Linked DNA regions of Mus musculus: region 1 is linked to region 2. The links are chromatin contacts, found by Hi-C or POLR2A ChIA-PET in ENCODE. All regions are on one chromosome and are shown on one strand. Each heading gives the region's core, a stretch centred on a gene start or an enhancer-like site at or near the end of the contact. The rest is flanking DNA. Distances are from core to core; before and after follow the strand shown. Region 1 holds the start of Nlrc3 (NLR family, CARD domain containing 3). Region 2 overlaps Naa60 (N(alpha)-acetyltransferase 60, NatF catalytic subunit).

Region 1 (5,922 bases), core at 2,716-5,215, 81 kb before region 2:
CCTTTAGCTCTAAAAGGTAATGGAGGCAGCAGGGTCAGTCACATCATGTGTCCTTTGAGTGGTGGGTCTGAAAGGGCGTTAGGGAAGCATAATGGCCAGTGTCCAAAAGTACATTGATGTCTGGGCTTCTCTAGGAAGCCCACGTGGCTTAAACGTCCATTCCCTGAGTCTCCACTACAGCCTAAGGAGCCCTGTAGTTTCCTTATATGCCTGAGCTTTCTGGAAGGGTCTGGAGGAGGCAAGTCCCACCTATACTGGCCTGGCCAGGGAACCAGGAACCACAGAGACCTTAGAATACCATCAAAGAGTCCTGTCACATGTCAGGCTCAACAGAACCATGAAAACAGTCGTTCCCTCCGAGGGTTCCTGGTCTTGGGGGCTGTAGAAAAGGGTGTCACACACACAACACCCTTGTTCTTTTCAGCTCCTCTGCTGAGTTTGGAGCTGCGTTTGAGTATTCAGATGAAGACAAGGATGAGGAGGTCGGGGTCACTGCATCACAGGCCGCAATCCAGGCCGCAGACACAGAGGAGGCAGTGAGGCGCTATATCCGCTCTAAGCCTGCCCTGCACAGGCAGGTCCTGAGGTACCAGCCTGTGGAGCTGGCCGAGCTGCAGGCTGAGCTGAAACAGAATGGCATCCCTGTGGCCATGGGCAAGCTGTCGGACATCCTGGACGCTCAGTGCATCACCTTCACCACTGCTGCAGCCCGAAAGGAGAAACTCAAACACAAGAGACGGCAGCCCTCAGGCCGAAAGAAAAAGGATCAGAAATGACAGGCCTCCACCCAGTAGACCTGCCAGAGGACCTGGGCACCTAGCATAAGTCAGGCCTCTGCAGTATGTCGTAGGATATGGGCCTATGTCTGTGTAAAGGACAAGAACTCGAGCGTACTTTCCTGCACTCCAGCTCCGTTGTCCCCTTTGGACTCAGAGCACACCCTTCCCCCCTCAGTCAGTGCCAGTTTTCCCCCTTTGGCCCAACCAGGGTCCCCATCCTGTGTGTTCCTGAAAGGCAGTGGGCCACACCAGCGACCAGAGCAAGACCTGAGCCTTCTTCACTTGCCTCTCTGTGTCCAGCACACCCAAGCACAGCTGCCCTATATTCTGGGACAGGCAACTGGGTCCAGCCTTCTCAGCATTGAAACCAGCCCAGCCGCCATGGCAGACCAGACACCGACGGGCGGCCTGCACCCTGTGCTTGCCCAGATACTTGCCACTGTCACCAGCATCCTACAAGTAGGGCCCAGCACAGCTATGAAGACCCCCAAAGTAAGCATGTTTGTGGGCTCCACCCATTTGTGTTAAGCCTCCTTGACCCAGTGTGGACTCTGGGACCAGAAAAAAACAGAAGTTTGGGTTTTCACAGCCTGTGAGTGTCCTTGTGTGTTTTAAATACAGTGAAGTTGTTTTATATAATGTGCAATAAAAACAAAGAAGACTTTATTTAAAAATAAATAAATAAATAAACTAGACACTCCTCTCTGAGAAAACCACCGGGAACACACAGTGAGCTTGGGCCCCCTGCTCTGCTGCCTACAACACCTTTGCGCGTGTTCTTTTCTTGGGGTGCCAGGACTGCTTACTGTCCACTGACCAACGGTTCCTCGAGAACATTGTCTCTGTGTTCATCACACTAATGGGGTCCTCACGGGCACTAACTGCTGCTGCTGCTGCTGCTCAGGGAAGCAGGCCAGGGACAGTCTCAGTCAACTGGAGTGTCACAAGTACCAGGCTGGGCCTGTTGGGCCTGCTGAGTCAGCTTGCCTTGTTAACACCGACCTAGATCTGTTTCCAGGCTATGTGGAAAGAAAGGTCAGCCAGCCATTCTTTTAGGAGCTAGAGTGCAGTTTGATGATAGAGCACCTGCCTCGTATACCTAAGGCTCTGGGTTAAGTTTCTAGCACTATAATAAGAAAGCTACGACATCAAGAACAGATTCCTGGGAAAGAGTTATGAGGTGATCTCAGAGGCCAGCAGTGCTTAGGGAGGTGAGAACACAGCTTGGTGTTTGTGGAATGTGTCCTGGTTGTGGTCAACCAGAAAGAAACCATTCCTGCGTTTGATGGCCAGGCAGGCAATTGGAAGCCAAGTGCCATGGGTAGTCCAGTGATAGATTTCTGAACCCCTGAACCTATGTATCCAGCATCATTCACTTACTTTAAAACAGCCAGTTGCTGCCTCTGGAGGAGGTAGGTTAAAGTGAACGTAGGCAATGAAGGCGTGGCCATCAGCCAGAGCAGCGGCCAGCAAGCAGGGACCTTCCCACAAAACACCCTGGCTCCAGCATCACAGCACTGGGCCAGCTGATTGAAATCAAGGTGCATGGCTGCCTCATCCTTCGGTGATGCTGAAGCTACATGGGCACTGGGACTACTCATTGATTAAAGTGAGGAGGAGTCCTCTTCCAGAAACCACACTGCCTTCATATGGTTAGCACAAGAAGTACTTAGCCCCAACACAGAATGTGTGCTGGACACAAGTACATCATACATATCACCAGATGTGGTCTGGGTGGACAGGGAGGTCTGGGTAATATGAACAGACCTCTAGCCTGTTCACTTCTGTGGTCCAGCCCTTGCCATGGGCTAGGCTTGTCTGTGTTGAACCACAGCCTAGCTTGGATAAACAACTACTAGCTCAGGTAAGGAAACCATAGGAAAAGGCCCCTGACTGCAGGCTGGAAGCCTTACACTCCCCAAGTTAAGAAGAACTGAGCCTACTAACTGCCTTGCTGTTTGCTCTCAGGTAACAAAGTCTCAGAGTGAAGAAGACCCTGGAGAAATGTGTATATTTGGGCATGTGTGTATGCATGTGCGTGCACACACACACACATCAGAATAGCCCATGTATGGGGCTGGTGGCCATTACTGGGAGGAGAGGAAGGAGCTAGCACTAGGATGTTCCCCAAGATCCTCAGGAAGAAGGCTGTTTCCTCTCCTGCTAGATCTCTGGAGGAGGCAGGCTGAGCCTCTTGGGCCTCGTGTGACTGGCCCACAAAGCACCTTTGCTGCACCCCTTGGCCAGGACTATAGCTCTCTGCTTCCCCTGCTTAGAGCCTCCTCAGGCTTCCCATGGTCTGCCACGGTGTCCACAAGTTCCCAGCCTGCTCCTCTGTGCTCAGTAGGGAAAGAGATGGGTGGCAGACGTTCCAAAACAGCATTTCTAACCTAGCACCAAAGTCCTACCTCTCCATGGGAAACAAAGGTCTGCCACATGCCTCCTGCACCCCTGCATGCAGGCTGCTCTCAACATCGGAACTCAACAGATGCCTGAGAACTCTGTGTGCTTGCTGAAGAGCCCAAGGCCCCTTGGTCACTTGGCTACCACGTCTCCTAAGTCAGTCAGAGCTGTCACAGTAAATGGCTTCCTTCCCCCCTCCCTACTCCCCCATCAGTAGAAGACATTCTAAATGGTCCATTTATTGCAAGCTTTTTTTTTTCTCTTTTGATCGCTCTCAGCCACGTCCTTGTCCTTATCCTTTCTTCTGCATCTGAGCAGGACACCTACCTTCCTGCTGTGAATAGCTGTGTGCTGCATTCCAGGGTCCACTGACTCACAGGGATAGGGCTAGGTCAGAAGCACCTCTAGGGTGAAAGACGTGCTTTAATAAGAGGAAGGTCACTGGGTATCAAAGCCTGGAGGCATGCAGGCATTCCGGCCCCACTGACTATCTCTCAGCAGTGTGACCTAAACCCAGGTGCTGACCTCCTCCCTGCCCCCTGCTTCCCCACCCCCCACCTTCTGACAGTCTGTTGGAGGATGGAGAATGAATGTCAACAATTTTGGCACTGTACCCATCCCGAGCACATGCTGTGAGGATGCTCAGTCCCAGAATGGAGATCCAACATAACTTCCCTACTCTGGGGGATGTGACAGAACCAAAGAGGTGAGCCTGGGGCCAAGCAGCTCACTGATTTGTCAGCGAGGCTGTTAGCTTTTAAAACTAGACAGGAAGGAAGGTTGAGGTGGAGGACAGGAAGAGCTGAGGGGCTGCAGTGACAGTGGGTGGGCTCCTGGGGACTACAGGATGTGGTAGGTCTGTCACTCCCAGCCCTGGCGTGATCAGTGTGATAAACTCCCCTGATCTCTTCAGAGAAGGTTTCCTCAGCTCTGGACAGACCAAGGTCTCAGCCTCAGCTGACCTGCCACTGACTACCCAAGGCATTCAGCCATAAACATGGCCTCCCGCTCACTGGAGCAGAGCTGTGCCCAGGAGCATGCAGGCGGAGCCCTTTAGCACCCTGGAGCAGCCACCATGGCAGGAAGGTAAGTAGCACCCAGAGCACATCGGTGCAAGGGAGGACTCAGGAAAAGCTGCTAGGGAGGGTAGAGGCTCTGAAGGCCTGAGGGCACGAGGAGGCTACGGAGTGCTGAGCCCTGGGTGTTGGAGCTGCTGGGTCTGGATGCGTCAGTGTCTGGTAGACTCACTTGTGCCCAGGGTGATGATCCACAAGTTCTAGGGGAGAAGACCCAGCTCTGTGTTCTTGGTGATGGCATGGGCGGAGCAGGATGCATTGCAGGTTGCAAGTAAGCAGCACCACGATTGGAACCCGGTTCCTCCAAGGCTGTGATCCCAAGCAGGTGACCCTCTTCTTGTGTTCATTTGCCACCTGTAAGTGGAGTCACAACTCCAGCACCTACCCCAAAGGTCAAGGGGCGTGCTACATACAACTCCCAGCTTTCCCATAATACCCCTCCCCCAGGGCCACTCCTAGCCACACCCTGGCGTTAGTTAAAACTTGTCATTCTGAGACTGCTAACCAAGGGAGGCCTCTGTAAGAGGTGTGGCTGCAAAGCCTAGTGAATGTTAAACACAGGGAGTGTTAGCTATGGTGTCCACCCATGGACAGGCTTCTAGGCCCTGGGGCTCCTCCCGGCTCCCCTCCTTATCACAGGCTCACTTTGGCCATCCCGCAACGGTTGTATCTACTTTGCTGCTGGGAGGGCTAGATCTACCTGCTTGCTGGTACTCCAGGTCAATGCTGTGGTGTATCCTTAGGGCAGAAGTTACTTCTTTCAGGATGCTGATCTCAGAAACCAGATAGTTGCTATGGTTGCTAAGTCAGGCCTGGGGAGGGAGATGAGGGTAAAGAGTAGGTCATACAAAAAAACCCAAGGTACTATGTGTGTGGCCAGAGATATGAACAGTGCCGCCTCCCCCTGCCCCCCCCTTCCCCGTCCCCACCCTAGCTAAGCTAGGTGGGGCAAGGCCGGCATTTGGAAGGGACTCACCTGGCTCAGGCCGGGTCTGTGGCCCTGGCAGAGAAGCATGGCACAGAATAGGCTCCACCAGACATAATGCTTTGCCAGAGTCAAGAAGCACTGATCTAAGTCCTTTGAAAACATGGTTGCCTCATCCTCTTGTTTACAACAACCTTATTGTTTAGCAGTAATAAGATTATCTGGTGGGCATCCAATTACAGAAGGCAATAGCTAGCCTTGTTCCATGCCCTGACAATATCCTACTAGAAAGCATCCTGACCTTTGCCATGGACAGGCTGACAGTGATCTACTTCAGTTGGTCCAACTACATTTGTATTTCTGCACAGTTGCCAACTTCAAAAGTCAAGATGTACCTTACAGGTAGTGTTTAATCAATGTGTAGAAACTGGCACCCAGAGGTCTCTTGTGCTGCCTCTCAGGCAGAAGCAACCCCAAAAGTGACTATTTGACATCTCTTGTTTCAGATTGGTTTGTCCAGATTTTAAGTTCCCTGGAAATGGAATCCCAAAGCATATTCTTTAGTGGCCAACTGTGCAGGCATCCGTGTGATAGGCTGGGCCAACTGTGCGGGCATCTGCGTGATAGGCTGGGCCAACTGTGCGGGCATCCGCGTGATAGGCTGGGCCAACTGTGCGGGCATCTGTGTGATAGGTTGGGCCAACTGTGCGGGCATCTGCGTGATAGGTTGGGCCAACTG
Region 2 (6,008 bases), core at 1,853-4,352:
TCATGAGGCCCTCAGACAGCATGCATGGTGGAAGAAGACAGTCACTAGGAAAAAGTCCCAGGGAGGGATCATCAAGAAACAAGGTATGGGCAGGTGAAACAGATTCAATACAAGGAATATCCAAGGGATGCTGGCCCGAGTACCCTCTCTCTGCCTAAGCAATGAACACTGTGAGGTGGTGGATCAGGAAAAGGCTGGGCTAGACAAGAAAAAAACAAAAGACCACCCCCACAAAAAAAAATCAGAACTAAAATATCTGTTACCCCACCTCCCCCAAATAATGTGCTAAGATATAAAGTTTGTGCACACAGTGGTCTGGGATCTTAGGAAGACATGTTTCTTCCTCTTCCTCTGGGAATGGGACTCAGGGTCTCCTTTATATTAGACAAGCACTCTACCACCAGGGTGCTGCTCCAAACTCACTTCCCTCACTTCCAAAGAAACAACCTCAAGCAGGCTGGGTGTAGGGTGTACATCTTGGATTCCAGCACTTGAGATGGAAAGGCAGGTGGATCTGAGTCTCAGGCTAACTAATGAATCCCTGTCTAGAAAGGAACTAACAAACAAACAAAGAGAAAGAGGGAGGAAGGGGAAAAAGAAAAAGAAACAAAAATAACCTTAAGCCAAACAAAACCATTTGCTGGTTGGTAGGAGTTCCTTTCCTGAATGTGGTAAACTAAATTCTGTTCCATTGCTACAACCAAAATTAACAGGAGAAACCCCACTGTAATCAACCACAAAGATCTTTTTAGCTGCACTTAAAGTCTTCCAGTCTGCACTTAGTAATTGCTCAAATCCTTGAGGGTTCTGAGGTAGTTCTTTAAGTAGTCCACAAAATTGAGTAAAAAGAAAATACATTTTCACTAATCCCTAACTGAAACCTAGCATATTCCTCAACAGATTACAGCATTATTGGGGCTCCTGTAACAGTGCCAAAAGCACAAATCACAGGCATCTGCGTGTCACACAGCAATGGGTCAGATTCCCAACGTGTCATTTCTGCTTGTTCTTACTTCAAAATGCTCACCTTATTAGGTCCACTAGTGGACTTATTCATTATATTATTCCATGAACAAAAATACAGGCTGGAGAAAGAGTTCAGCAGTTAAGAGCATTCTCTTGCAGACATGAGTTTAATAGTGGCATCTTACAACCACTTACAATTCTAGCTCCAGGGGGATCCTCTTTGGTTTTTGTAAGTATATACCCCCACATACAGACATATTTGACTTGCTACTCTGACCCCTCTGGTCACAAGCTGCTGAGAACAGAGGCCAGCGCTGGCAATGTGACCCCATTGAAACATCCCTTTCAGCCATCACAAGGCCAAGCTTTTGGAGCACAGACTTACCTCTTTATGGATTTTGGTCCTATTCTTTATTTCAGCTACTATCATTCCCACAATGGCACCTCTGTAGGTTGCAGCAAGGGAGAAGAACTTCTTGTTGGATGTGATATCACGATACCATGAGTCTGGGTACCTGAGGGAGAGAGCATACTCAGGTGAGTCAGAGGGACCCAGGCTACCTGGCCTATCACTTACAGTCTCAAAGAAGCTACCTGCCCATGTGGGAATTTTTTATGTAAAAGATGTGTGAAAGGGTGGAACCCTCCAACGAAATCGTCTCCACAGAATAGTTCCTGGAGGGATAGCACACGGCAGCCTGCTCCTCAGTATGAGCTGAGACCTTAGAGCCCTTAGTGACCTGTGAATACTTAGGTGGTCTGTGAGGAATTCTATGAGGGCTGGTAAAATGGTTCAGCAGGTACAGGTGTTTGCAGCCAAGCTTCAAAACTTGAGTTCAATACCCAGGACCTGTATGGTGGTTGGAGAGAAATGACTACTGAAAATGGTCCTCTTTGAGTCTTTCTGGCCCTGAAGACTAGGCAAGGTGATTCAAGGAAGAGCCAAAGTTCATGGGTATGTAGACTAGGGTTTACAATTCCTTACTAGACATGGGTGGGGACACGACACATGACTAAGTGATAGAGAGGCTGACAGCCAGGCACCTGAGAGGTGTACAGGCCTCTAACTCAATGTAGATCTATACAACCTTAAGCCATCCCTCAGCAGGGCCTTGTTTCTGTGCTTGCTGCACTCTTAGGATTACTTTTTAGTAGTGGGTTTGCTAACTTTTTTTTTAAAAAAAAGAAATACACACACACACACAGACACACACACACAGAGACACACACACACAGTAGCTGTCTTCAGACACTCCAGAAGAGGGCTGTGAGCCACCATGTGGTTGCTGGGAATTGAACTCAGGACCTCTGGAAGAGCAGTCGGTGCTCTTAACCACTGAACTCTCTCTCCAGCCCAGGATTGCTAACTTGGATAGTTTGTTTCATCTTATAAAACATAATAAGCACTGTTAGCCCACATTCCTAAGAAGTTGGCAGTTTATATTTCAACACGGATGCAGAGTGGGGAGTGCCCCTACTTCTCTGCCGGCATGGAGCAACAGATGTGAGATGAGTACTCAGGAAATACCGACGACTTAAATACAGCACCTTGCTTAGCCTTGAGGCTTTAAAGTTCATGTCTATTTCCTCACAAACAAAACAAAAAACCCCAAACCTGTTTTTTCATTATCATAAAATAATCTAAAAATAAGGCAAGGAAAAACGGAGGAGCCCACAGGTACTAATAATTCACTCCAATAAAACTGCTGACAGTAATTATTTGGTAGTATTTTGGGGAGGTAATAAATGATCCCCACCCAAAGTGAAGGTCTACGGGTAAATCTCTCAGACCTCCTACCTCTTATTTCTCATTCTCACTTGTAACCTAGAATTCTTCTACTCCAGTATGGACCACAGAAACCAGAAGAATTCCTTTCCTCTAAAGCCATCCTGATTTTCTGCATAGGTAGCCATGAAAAACTTCTCTGTCCAGTCTTGTCTGACAATAGATCTATTACCACTCACTGTTAATCTTGAGGGTCAGGTTGATTAGACTAGGAAGTACAGTACATTTCTGGGTGTGTCTGTGAAGACATTGACAGTTTCACAATCTGCATTGGGAACTGCAGGCTCGCCGGAAGTGTAGAATCAGGAAAGGTGGGGCTTGGCTGGAGGAAGTGGTTCACTGAGGGAGTGCCCTTAGGGGAAACAGCTTGCTTGTAGCCTTCTCGGTTACTACTCCCCTTGACTTCCTGTCCACTGGACTGTGAGCTGCCGTCTCAAACCCTCTCTGCCACAATGTCCTGAAACCTCTGAAACAACGTGGAAAATAACCCTGATCATTCTTAAGTTGTTTCCCTCAGGTATTTTAGCCATAGCAATGACAAGACTAACACAATCCTCTCCTCCAGAAGAGTCCTATCCAGTGCCAGAAGAGGAACTGCTGCAGAGGCAACGAGGAGTCTACGCAGATGGGCCTCACTGTGTCTTCCACCTTCACTCCATTAGAAGAAGAGAATACGCTTTGTTTGTCTGACTATCTCTACACCACAGCCCATGCTTTGATGAACGGAATTCACCATGGGTATTTCCATCCTCAATCTGAAGGCCCAGGTCAAATAAATCTGTTATTCTCTTCTCCTGCTAACCCTGGCTTTTATTAAAGCGTATCAGCCACGGTTCTCACGAAGGGCACGGTCCTTCCCCTTCTTGTACAGTATATAGAGGGTTTTATCCTCTAGATATTTTATCCTTTTTTATATTTTTAAACGAAAGCAGAATCTGGAATGCACTGCTCTCTAGTCAGCTTTCACTGCATATTGGGTAAATGAAAGAGGAAGGAAAGGGAGGAACCTTCTGTCAGTAAATATGCTTCTTTAACAGATTTTTGTTCTTGGATAACTAACAACCCTTTTTAAAGACAGGCTCTCTCTCGCACAACCCAAGCTGGCTTCAGAGCTCAGGCTGGCCTTGAACCCCTGACCTTTTCCTGCTTCCACTTCCTGAATTCTGTATTTCAGACATATGCCGCCTTAGTAGCAGCACTGCATTTTTATATGTACATATCCTAACACAGCTAACCAACTTCTTACACTGGAGTTGCTCCTCAGTTTCCTGATTACAAGCAGCCGTAGACATCTTTGTAAGTAAAATTTCCCATAGACCCTCTTAAGGAAGGTGAGCAGCAGACACAGAGACCTGAGGGTCACTGCCTAGTTGGTCAACTTTACATAGCAACTTGGGACCATTATGGTCCTGCCAGACCCAGTCTTGCCTCTTCCAGACTCAGGAATTACAGATCTGTGCATGCAGCCACTGGAAATACAGAGCCCAACACTCACTCAATGGGAAACCAGTCGCCACACAGGTGCTTCACAGTGTCTATGTCATCGTGGCAGAGGAGGCGCAGGCTGACCTCGCTGAGGGCGCTGGAAGGCACCACCTCTGTCATTCACACCTGTGGGGAGAGGAAACAGCATCACCTGAAGGCCTGCTTACCTGTTCCTCTACACCAACCCAGGAGCTGAGTGACGAGAGACGGCTAGTGGCTTCCCAGCACAGAGATCTTCTTGTGGTTGCCCTCACTGCAGATGGAGAGGAGCTGACTGCCTCTGGTCCATGTCTCTCTCCTCTCCACTGGAGCAGCACCCCACTCTTTAGCTTTCCCCCAGGAGTGACCACAGCTCTTGCCTGGCTGGTCTTTTATCTAACTGCTGTTCCTTCACTTGCAGGAGGCAAAGTGATTCAAAGAAAGACCTGGACTCAGCAGCCTGGTGGGTGGAAGCCAGTAAATGGTCAGATACTCGTGGCAAATAGCACTGGCAGAGGGCAGGTCACATACTGCTTCTCCTCCCTGCCTAGCAAGAGAAAAACTCTGTGACACTGAAAATAACCAGATGCTAACGACTGTGCGGGGAAGGGAGGGCTGAGGCTCACATCCATTGGCCTCATGCCTAGGCAAACACACTACCTACCACCAAGCTATGCTCCCAGCCACTTTAGTTTGAGACAGGGTCTCCCTAATTTGTTCAGGCTGGTCTGGAACTCACTCTTGTAGGTCAGGTCTGGGAAGTCAAGTGCTGAGCTCTACCAAAAGGGCAAACCGCCATTCTTTTTCTCTAAGTTGGAAGCAGGTAATTCAAAGGAAAAGGACTTTACATCTATCCTAGCTTTTTGGGAGGAACTGTGCTGTCAACCTCCCATGGCCAAGGTGAAGGATTTTTTTTACAGGGCCACCACTAGGTAAAAGTAAAAATGTTGACAGACTCAGTGTCATCACTGTGGAATCTCAAGAGGAAATCTCCAAGTCCAAAAAGACTCCTCAAAGAGTAAGAGACCAGCAGGAGAGGGCTGCTGTGGGGCAGGTGAAAGGCATGGACACAAAGTACTTAGCCTGTACAAACAAGGAGACCCATACCATCAAGCCAATTTCTCCAGTGTCTGTACCTCCAGTGGGATATGGCCCAAACTTTTGGGGGTTCTTACAAAAATTGCTAGGCCTGGACCTAACCATAGCCTTTAGACCCAACTTTCTGGTTGCAGAGGGTCCTAAACATACAGCAATAAGGGAAGTGACATCTGACAGATAGACATGTAACCTTTTACATCTGGGCTCTCCAAATGAGAGAAAAAAGACAAACAAACAAAATGAAGAGAGGCAAGGAGATCCTAAGGCCAAATGTAGTGCCTAAACCTATATCATGAAAAAAATAAATGGAAAAAAATTAGTGAAACTAAACCACAGGCTGGCTAGTATACGGAAGTTATTATGAAACAGCTGTTAATTTCCTTAGAGAAGGCAGAGGCCCCACAGGTCAAGGAGATACATGCTGGAACATTTTGGAGTGAGCTATCCTGGTGTGTACTGTAAATGGGGAAGGTTTGTTTTGTTTGAAGTGTAGTGGAGTTACAGCAACCCTAGCTAATACAGCATCCCTGGGCCTCAGGGCAGCGGCTTCTCAGCCTTAGCTTCTCAGCCATGACTGCCAAGAGTCACGGGAAGCATCTACAAGGTCAGCTTCACATCCTTCTCCTGGCCTAGGCAAGCTCCTCTCAGACAGGCTGAAAACACAATGTGTGGCATCCCTTCTCTTCAAGAGTAC

What was found. Hi-C counts contacts between places; a loop is a spot of excess contacts on that map. ChIA-PET counts read pairs that join two places held with the same protein, here RNA polymerase II (POLR2A).
Region 1: a loop to region 2 is called in a map of regulatory T cell, with 2.0 times the contacts of the local background. The contact joins the promoter of Nlrc3 here to the enhancer-like site in region 2. A Hi-C loop is called at or near these places in 1 of 37 maps with a recorded cell type or tissue (regulatory T cell). POLR2A ChIA-PET finds 5 or more read pairs at or near these places in 1 of 5 experiments (embryonic stem cell).

Annotation. Positions count from the first base shown.
Region 1 is chr16:3,974,675-3,980,596 of GRCm38, reverse strand. Nlrc3 (NLR family, CARD domain containing 3) reads left to right here and starts at 3,965. Exons shown (of 18, transcript NM_001081280.2): 1 at 3,965-4,268. The coding sequence starts at 4,220. Slx4 (SLX4 structure-specific endonuclease subunit homolog (S. cerevisiae)) reads left to right here. Exons shown (of 15, transcript NM_177472.5): 14 at 1-16; 15 at 425-1,492. The coding sequence ends at 776.
Region 2 is chr16:3,892,724-3,898,731 of GRCm38, reverse strand. Naa60 (N(alpha)-acetyltransferase 60, NatF catalytic subunit) reads right to left here. Exons shown (of 7, transcript NM_029090.3): 2 at 4,248-4,363; 3 at 1,352-1,481. The coding sequence starts at 4,357. Gm41410 (predicted gene, 41410) reads left to right here. Exons shown (of 4, transcript NR_153801.1): 3 at 1,419-1,503; 4 at 3,318-3,553. Among named protein-coding and RNA genes, the nearest start is that of Naa60, 11 kb to the right of the region's middle. Within about 2 kb of position 3,102, at least 1 of the 3 ENCODE cell types and tissues checked has a DNase peak (open chromatin) inside an H3K27ac peak, as active enhancers do.